2 separate regions of the Homo sapiens genome follow, and region 1 is linked to region 2. The links are chromatin loops, found by intact Hi-C in ENCODE. Cell type or tissue: GM12878. All regions are shown on one strand. Each heading gives the region's core, and the rest is flanking DNA. Links, peaks and the distances in the headings are about the cores only. Region 1 overlaps NSL1 (NSL1 component of MIS12 kinetochore complex). Region 2 holds the start of LINC02773 (long intergenic non-protein coding RNA 2773).

Region 1 (2,500 bases), core at 1-2,500, 95 kb after region 2:
GAAGAACAAGGTTGGAAGACTCATACTTTCTGATTTCAAAATTTCTTACAAAGCTATAATAATCAAGACAGTGTAGTAGTGGCCTAAGGACAGACAAAGATCAATGAAACAGAATTGAGAGTTCAGAAAGAAATCTACATATTACAGTCAACTGATTTCTGACACAGATTCCAACACCATTCAAGCATTTTCAACAAATGGTGCTTAAAACAACTGGATATATACATACAAAAGAATGAAGGTGGAAAACTCTTAGGAGAAAGGCAAGCATAAATCTTTATACTTTTATATTAGACAACAGTTTCTAAAATATAAAACTAAAACCAAAGCAACCAAAGGAAAAAAAAATAGGTAAATTAGATTTTGCCAAATTTAAAATTTCTGTGCTTCAAAGAACATCATCAAGAAAGTGAGATGGGGAGGGGGCTTCAAGATGGCTGACTAGGGGCACCTGGCACCTGCCTCCTCCACAAAGAAGGACTAAACAGTGGGTAGATAATCACATGTCAAAGACAGCATCCAAGAAAAAACAGTGGAATTCAGCAGAACAGTGACAGGGAACAACTGAGGCATGGGAAGAAAGGGAAGCAGGGAAAATGTAAATGAGAGATCCCACATTTCTACTGCAGAATCCTGCAGTACTAACCACAGGAGAGCCCCTTGGCCCCTGCAGGCCCTAAGACTAGTATAGGGAGCTGTCTGGAGTCCATACAACATTAATTCCAGAGAGATAGCACTGGGTACCTCACATACCCCCAAGGCCCAAGACACCGCAGCATAGCACCATTTTGAGAATTCAACCCCCACCAGACTGTATCCTTCCCTAGGGCCCAAAAGCCCCTACATCTCCACATCCCTGGAGCCTTGCTGACATCCCCACTGCATCCACCTGGAGAGCTGCAGTGGCACAACACTGACTGAACCCAATAGTAAAACCAGGTCCCCGGCACTCTAGCCTACACAGTGTCCTACACCCCAAGGAACCAGCAGTGCAGTGCACCAGGGAGGCTGCCCGTGGGACAGAGGGAGCTGAAGCGCACACTCCTCAGAGCCTGAGAGCCATTTCCCTGGGGCCACCCAGCAGCAAGGCTACTGCGCACTGGCATGTGCCTTTAGTGTGCCTAGGGACAGGCCCACCCAGATGCTGTCCTGGGATCCTGATAATCACCCTGCCCTATCTGTCATGGTGGGTGTGTGAGCACATCAAGACAACAGACCACCAAGACAACAGACCATCGCCAGTGCCCAATCATACTGTCCAGGGCCTGGGGATTGACCTGCCCCGCCAGCTGCTTCTGGGGCACACACACACACACACCATAAGGGAGCTTAACAGCAGGTCCAGCCTGTGGGCCACTGGTACCTGAGCACACTAACCAAGGGCAAAGGGATAGCCCTGCCCTGCCCACCACAACTTTAGGCACACCATCAGGAGGCTAAGATCAGGCCCACCCTGCTCTGCACCACTCTACCACACCAGTGTCTGAGAGCGCCATCTAGGGGCCCAGGAATAGCCTCATTCTGTCTGTTGCTGTGGGCAGGTGCACACACTCAGCCATCAAGGGGCCTGATAACAGGCCCAGCCAACATACTGCGGGTGCCTGAGCATACCGTTTGAGGTCCTGAGGTTCACCCCACTGGCCACTACTGCCGGCATCCACACACTCCTCCCCAGGGCTTGAGGACGGGCCTGACTAGCCTATCATCACCACCACCATCACCGCCAGGACCCCCCTAAATGTGCTCTGGGGGGACTGGCCAGCCCAGTCCATTGCCACCACCACTGCCGCCTGTGCTTGCTGCCTGGGGGCCTGACGGTTGACCCGCCACTGCTACTGCCATCACCAACACCACGCATACTGCCCAGGGACTCATGAAACCACCTGCCTGCCCATCCCATTGCTGTCACTGCTGGTACCTGAGCAAGCCACCTGGAGGCCCAAGAATTGGTCTGCCTGGACCTGATAACACTAGTATCTGTGTACACTGCCAAGGGAACCAAAAATGGATGTATTTGGCATGCCATCACCACCAGTGGGGCCCAAGAACAGGCCTGCCTGGAGTCCCCATCCCAAGTAAAGACCTATCATACCCTCTAGTACCAACCATAGCGTAAGTCACTAAGGAACTCACAAACATCACTGACACTGATTACACCCAAAGAAATCATGCAGAGACTATACTATTGCACACACCCGGAATCAAAGCTAAAGCACCCTACCCAATCAATATTATAGATACAACTACAGGCAAAAGTCTTTTCCTATGAAAGCCAATCTAAAAATCTGAAAGAAGTAACTGTTTCACCAAATGTGCAGGTATCAACTTAAAGACATAAGAAACATGAAAAAGCAAGGAAACATGACACTTCCAAAACAACTATGATAATTCTCCAGCAAAAGATTCCAGTGAAAAAGAAATCTATAGGACAGGCATTGTGGCTCACCCCTGTAATCCTAGCATTTTGGGAGGCTAAGGTGTGTGCATCACCTGAACCTTG
Region 2 (7,404 bases), core at 2,809-5,308:
AAGATCAACAAAATTGATAGACTGCTAGCAAGATTAATGAAGAAGAAAAGAGAGAAGAATCAAATAGACTCAATAAAAAATGATGAAGGGGATATCACCACCGATCTCACAGAAATACAAACTACCATCAGAGAATACTATAAACACCTCTACGCAAATAAACTAGAAAATCTAGAAGAAATGGATAAATTCCTCAACACATACACCCTCCCAAGACTAAACCAGGAAGAACTTGAATCTCTGAATAGACCAATAACAGACTCTGAAATTGAGGCAATAATTAATAGCTTACCAACCAAAAAAAGTCCAGGACCAGATGGATTCACAGCTGAATTCTACCAGAGGTACAAGGAGGAGCTGGTACCATTCCTTCTGAAACTATTCCAATCAATAGAAAAAGAGGGAATCCTCCCTAACTCATTTTATGAGGCCAGCATCATCCTGATACCAAAGCCTGGCAGAGACACAACAACAAAAGAGAATTTTAGACCAATATCCCTGATGAACATCGATGCAAAAATCCTCAGTAAAACACTGGCAAACCGAATCCAGCAACACATCAAAAACTTATCCACCATGATCAAGTGGGCTTCATCCCTGGGATGCAAGGCTGGTTCAACATATGCAAATCAATAAACATAATCCAGCATATAAACAGAACCAATGACAAAAACCATATGAGTATCTCAATAGATGCAGAAAAGGCCTTTGACAAAATTCAACAACCCTTCATGCTAAAAACTCTCAATAAATTAGGTATTGATGGGACGTATCTCAAAACAATAAGAGCTATCTATGACAGACCCACAGCCAATATCATACTGAATGGGCAAAAACTGGAAGGATTCCCTTTGAAAACTGGCACAAGAGAGGGATGCCCTCTCTCACCACTCCTATTCAACATAGTGTTGGAAGTTCTGGCCAGGGCAATCAGGCAGGAGAAGGAAATAAAGGGTATTCAATGAGGAAAAGAGGAAGTCAAATTGTCCCTGTTTGCAGATGACATGATTGTATATCTGGAAAACCCTATTGTCTCAGCCCAAAATCTCCTTAATCTGATAGGCAACTTCAGCAACGTCTCAGGATACAAAATCAATGTGCAAAAATCACAAGCATTCTTATACACCAAAAACAGACAAACAGAGAGCCAAATCATGAGTGAATTCCCATTCACAACTGCTTCAAAGAGAATAAAATATCTAGGAATCCAACTTACAAGGGATGTGAAGGACCTCTTTAAGGAGAACTACAAACCACTCCTCAATGAAATAAAAAAGGATACAAACAAATGGAAGAACATTCCATGCTCATCAGTAGGAAGAATCAATATCATGAAAATGGCCATACTGCCCAAGGTAATTTATAGATTCAATGCCATCCCCATCAAGCTACCAATGACTTTCTTCACAGAATTGGAAAAAACTACTTTAAAGTTCATATGGAACCAAAAAAAAGCCCGCATTGCCAAGTCAATCCTAAGCCAAAAGAACAAAGCTGGAGACATCACGCTACCTGACTTCAAACTATACTACAAGGCTACAGTAACCAAAACAGCATGGTACTGGTACCAAAACAGAGATATAGATCAATGGAACAGAACAGAGCCCTCAGAAATAATGCTGCATATCTACAACCATCTGATCTTTGACAAACCTGACAAAAACAAGAAACGGGGAAACGATTCCCTATTTAACAAATGATGCTGGCAAAACTGGCTAGCCATATATAGAAAGCTGAAACTGGATCCCTTCCTTATACCTTATACAAAAATTAATTCAAGATGGATTAAAGACTTAAATGTTAGACCTAAAACCGTAAAAACCCTAGAAGAAAACCTAGGCAATACCATTCAGGACATAGGCGTGGGCAAAGACTTCATGTCTAAAACACCAAAAGCAATAGCAACAAAAGCCAAAATTGACAAATGGGATCTAATTAAACTAAAGAGCTTCTGCACAGCAAAAGAAACTACCATCAGAGTGAACAGGCAACCTACAGAATGGGAGAAAATTTTTGCAATCTACTCATCTGACAAAGGGCGAATATCCAGAATCTACAACGAACTCACACAAATTTACAAGAAAAAAACAACCCCATCAAAAAGTGGGTGAAGGATATGAATAGACACTTCTCAAAAGAAGACATTTATGCAGCCAACAGACACATGAAAAAATGCTCATCATCACTGGCCATCAGAGAAATGCAAATCAAAACCACAGTGAGATACCATCTCACACCAGTTAGAATGGCGATCATTAAAAAGTCAGGAAACAACAGGTGCTGGAGAGGATGTGGAGAAATAGGAACACTTACACTGTTGGTGGGACTGTAAACTAGTTCAACCATCGTGGAAGTCAGTGTGGCAATTCCTCAGGGATCTAGAACTAGAAATACCATTTGACCCAGCCATCCCATTACTGGGTATATACCCAAAGGATTATAAATCATGCTGCTATAAAGACACATGCACACGTATGTTTATTGCGGCACTATTCACAATAGCAAAGACTTGGAACCAACCCAAATGTCCAACAATAACAGAATGGATTAAGAAAATGTGGCACATATACACCATGGAATACTATGCAGCCATAAAAAAATGATGAGTTCATGTCCTTTGTAGGGACATGGATGAAGCTGGAAACCATCATTCTCAGCAAACTATCGCAAGGACAAAAAACCAAACACCGCATGTTCTCACTCATAGGTGGGAATTGAACAATGAGAACACGTGGACACAGGAAGGGGAACATCACACACTGGGGCCTATTGTGGGGTGGGGGGAGGGGGGAGGGATAGCATTTGGAGATATACCTAATGTTAAATGATGAGTTACTGGGTGCAACAAACCAACATGGCACATGTATACATATGTAACAAACCTGCACGTTGTGCACGTGTACCCTAAAACTTAAAGTATAATAAAAAAATTCATTGCAGATCTAGTATGTGCCAGATTAGTCCTTCTCAAAGCCTGGTTCCTGGACAGATTGCACCAACATCCCCCGAGATGCAAATTAGAAGTGCAAATAAATTATTGAGCCACACCACGGTCCTACAGCTTGAGAAACTTGAGGTGGGGCCCAGCAACTCATATTTTAATAAATCCTCAGGTGATGCTGATGCACACTAAAACCACCGTGCTAAGTGTTTTACATTAATAATCTCATTCAATTCCATACAAGCCTAAAGAGGTGGGAAGTATAATAATATCCCTGATTTACAGATGACAAACATGGGGTTTGGAGAGGTTAGTGGCCTGCTCCAGGTCCTCACCTGGTAAGGGAGCCCCAGGTCTGTGTAACCCACACCACTGCCCTCTCCCCTCACTACCTTGATGCCTCCCAGAAGTGAGATGCTTTTGTTCCAAGAGGGCTTCCTGTAGGCAGATGTGGGAGCAGGAGTCACTGGTGACACTGGAGCATTCTCCTGGGCTGATGGGTAGAATAGACAGCTATTTTTACTAGGTTTGCAAGACCAGCTGGATTGTTATCATCTATGAAACTAGGCAAACATCTAGCACTAGGACTGTCCCATTCTCGGGCTGGAGCTAAGAAGACATCGCTACTAGTTTGCAATATTCCCAGGGCACCTACCATCTGCTAAGCATGAGCTTCCGCAACATTGAGACCTGTTGTAACCACTGACAATGATGTCGCCTTCAAGGATGGATTAAGTTCCTACTACTTGAAGGCACTGTGCTAGAGGCTTTACAATATATTCTTCTCCTGGTGTTATTATGCCCTTTAACAGATAAAACCGTTGAGGCTCAGAGAGACGCGGGGACAACAGCTCTTACGCAACGGGGCAGGGTTCTGGCCTGCATACTCTAAGGATGATTTCTTCCATTATGCTATCGTTTGAGAAGACAGGAGGGAGTAGGGGAGAACGGTGGGGGCTCCCAGCAAAAGGACAAGACCCTCAGGGCCTGGGGTAGAACTGGAAGCCCACTCTTGACAATCAGTCCTTACCCAGGAGCACAGAGTCAGGGAAATCTGGTCCCAGCACCCATGCCCCCTTCCCCTCCTGGCTCCCTGACGCAGGAGAAAGCCCCCTGGGACTCACTGCGGGCCGGCGGGCACCTGTCACTGATGGGAAGAGCTCCTGTTTCCTTGCCTTGTGCCAAGAGGGCCCAAGGCAGACCTGCCAGCAGCCACGAGATGGCGCTGCGATCCAGGCGACTCCGGGCCCTGCAGCCACCCTCCCCGAGGCTGCCCCGCGGAGGACCCAAGCGGTCGTGGAGGACGCTCTCCCACTCCCCAGCTTCCCTCTTCCCTCCCTCCTCCTTCCTCGCCCCCTGGCCCTGCGAAGAGTGGAGGCCGCATCAGGGAGCCCTAGGCCCAAGGGCGGGCTAGGACTCCCCAGTGACTCCCAGGCAGCCCGGGGACAGCTGCTTCTCCCCTCCCCTGCCCTCCCTTCCTCTTTCCCTGGGCTCCTCCCCAGCCGGGCCAGCCAGTCCTGGGCCACTGCGCTCCCACAGCACAACTGAAGCAGGATCGCAACTCGCAGACTTAACGACTGCACAACTAAACATCAAAAATGAACTCTTCGTTAGAAGACATCCCTCTGCTTGAAAACGTAGCCGTCGAAGTTCCCTCTATGTGTCAAAAATAAGTTATGCGTAGGAGCCAGAGTCCCGTGCCTGGTGTCACCTCTCTTTCCCAAAATCCTCTCCCATCAAGAAAACCATGCATGTGCGTGGGTCCGCGCGCGCGCACTTGGAGAGGTAGAATTTTGAGTTGAAAATCTGAATCTACCATGAAAAATTGTGTGACACCAAGCAAGTGTTTTAAGACTCTTTGAGCCTCAATTTTCTCATCCATAAAGTGGAAATAATACCAGTAATCACTTCATGGGCTGTTGGAAAAATTAAATACATCTAAACCATTTACAGGTGCTTTAACACATAGTAAGTACTCAGTAAATATTATTTCTTTTCCTCTGACACTTATGGTGTGTGTCCATCATTTGGCATTCAATGCAGGCAGCCTTGCGTTTTTGGCTAATTTCTCCTATAGGACATCCCACCCCCAAGGGCCGTGTCTTGCATATCTGTATGTTCAGGAGCACCCAGCACAGACTCTCGCCTGGTGCATAGTAATTAGAGTGGGCCATAGTGACCACCAAAAACCACCGCCTCTGGCTTCAATTCTGCCTCCCTCCTGTCTTCTCTCAGGTGCTGGCTTCATGCACAACCCTGCTAGCGCAGCTACCTAGTGTCCTCTCCTCCACTTCTCTGCTTTGGGGCGGGTGGTGCCCAGCTTTCAGTGGTGAGACCTGTAGCCTTTTGCTCTCTGCTAGGCCAGGGAGCCCCTTCTGAGAGGGTAAGGGGGGCCAGGGTGGAAGGGGCATGGTTCTTGTTTTGTGTCCTGGAGAGAGTGTGCTCCATATAAAGCCTGCTTGAGCAGAGGAGAAGAAGCCGGCCCCGGCACCTTAGCCTTGACCCAGGTTCGTATGGTGTGGAGCCCTTGCTTCTGCTGTGATCGGGCCCAAAAGGTTAACAAGTCAGTTTGTAGAGGTCTGTGTCTGGGAGTTCTTTGGGGTTTTTATTTGTGTCTTTCCTGACTTTTCTATCTCTGAGAGTCAAGTCTTTCTTCCACATCTCTGTCTTGCACTGCAGTTCCCCAGTGCGCAATCATTCCATGTGTGTTGACGGACTGCAGGGCACATTGGCTCTGAAGGCTTTACCAAGCTGGCTCTCAGTCATATATATATTTTTTTAATTTTTGAGACAGGGTCTCACTCTGTTGCCCAGGCTGGAGTGCAGTGGCACAATCATGGCTCATAGCAGGCTCGAACTCTGGGGTTCAAGCGATCCTCCCACCTCAGTCTTCTGAGTAGTTGGGACTACAGGTGCCTGCCACCACACCTGGCTAATTTTTATTTTATATTTTAGAGATGGGGATCTCATCATGTTGCCTGGAGCTGATCTCAAACTCCTGTGCTCAATCAATCCTCCCTCCTAGGCCTCCCAAAGCGCTGGGATTGCAGGAGTGAGCCAACAAACCTGGCCTCAATCAGGTCTTTAACCGTCCAATTTATTCAATTCTGCCAGAGGGCCCCCTGCTGAAGCTGTTCACAGATTGCTCTGATATCATTAAAAAGCTAACCACATATGCAAATGAAGTGTTGGAGGTGTGAGGGTGGCTTGGGGTAGACAGTGCTTCTGGTTCATCTAGGAAGGCTTCCTGGTGGGGGAAGGGGAGGGGCTGAAGTTGTCATTGAAAAGGATGGAGTTTGATACAATGAGGGGGGTGGTGTGGTTTTAGGCCATAACCCTCCCTTTCCTGGGGCAGGTCCTCACATGAGTCATTCCAGAGTTCCCTTGCTGGTCAGTGGGAACATTCTAGTGTGTGACATCTCCCTGGCAACAAGCTGAGTTCCTGGAAAACAACAATCACAGAGAGACAGTCCACCACCTCTACCCTCTTAACTCTTCCTTAGAAATCCTACTGTCTGCAGCTGGGAATGAATGGAATGAAGGTCAAGGATGAAGTAATAACCAAATATTGGGTTTTGGGTGCCCTGGTAACTGTCCGGTTTCCAGTTAGGGTTCCTGGGTGACATCTTCCTTCTGGGGGAAGACAGAGTCAAATGAGAAACGTGAGTTGAGCCCAGGGGAAAGGATCATCCGGGAGATGCCTGAGGGGCTCCAGGGCATCGTAATCTCTTGCTCAGCTGGCAGAGTGGGGCTGACACGGCCAGCTGCTCTCTGGAGTCCTCGGCCTTCCTGTTTCCCCCTGAGGACTTTGAGTGGGGAATCTAAACCATATGTCTCTGATTCATTTACTGTGAACTCATCAAGTTGCTGTTTGGCAAGAGTCCTTGGATGTCTCGGAAGAGCTTTTGGTTTGGTTTCATTTGTTCTTTCTAGTGCTTTTCCTTTGAAATAGGAAGTTTATGTTTGCCAAAAATAAGTTGAAAAGCTAGATTTGATATTGGATCAGAGCATAAAAAGAAATCAAGAAGATATTATCCTTTGTGTTTCCCTATTTTTAACTTCGCAATGCAGGCAAGTCATAGCTGACATTTAATTCTGCGAATTGGGTGCTATCATTATCCCCATTTTACAAATGAGAAAACTAAAGCCTAGAGTGGTTAAGTAAATTGCCCAAGTCCACATAGCTAGTAAAGTGGCAGCTTTATATACGTGCACAGTAGCATCACCAAGGGCCTATCTTGCTTTTAGGGGCCTATGTAAATATTTTAATTTCTTTTAAAATCAGAAAAAATGAACTTGATGTTGAAAGAGAATTTAATGTATTTGTCTTTCTACCAACACAGTCATATAAAGTTTAACCCTTTCAGAAGCAGCACCATCTTGAGTACCAGGGAGAATGAGAGAGAGAATGGAAGGAGCAGTGGTTGGGTGTCCACTGTGCTCGGCGGGGCTGACCACTGTGT

The links. Peaks named below come from ENCODE experiments on the same cell type or tissue, not always from the same donor. Only the 100,000 strongest peaks of a DNase experiment are listed, where the experiment ranks them.
Region 1: it touches region 2 in a loop (7-fold over the local background); 14 of 110 quality-filtered maps call a loop at or near these places.

The regions. Positions count from the first base shown.
Region 1 is chr1:212,758,842-212,761,341 of GRCh38, forward strand. The region is part of intron 4 of NSL1 (NSL1 component of MIS12 kinetochore complex); the gene reads right to left. Among named protein-coding and RNA genes, the nearest start is that of NSL1, 32 kb to the right of the region's middle. RefSeq lists enhancers at 563-1,412, 1,413-2,261. In GM12878, for the core only: a CTCF peak has its summit at 1,504 (motif pointing left); no DNase peak of the experiment used is centred there.
Region 2 is chr1:212,661,254-212,668,657 of GRCh38, forward strand. It overlaps LINC02773 (long intergenic non-protein coding RNA 2773), which reads right to left and starts at 4,392. Exons shown (of 4, transcript NR_183483.1): 1 at 4,066-4,392; 2 at 3,334-3,434. RefSeq lists silencers at 4,147-4,456, 6,012-6,231. In GM12878, for the core only: a CTCF peak has its summit at 4,165 (motif pointing right); no DNase peak of the experiment used is centred there; H3K4me3 peaks cover 685 bases; H3K27ac peaks cover 206 bases.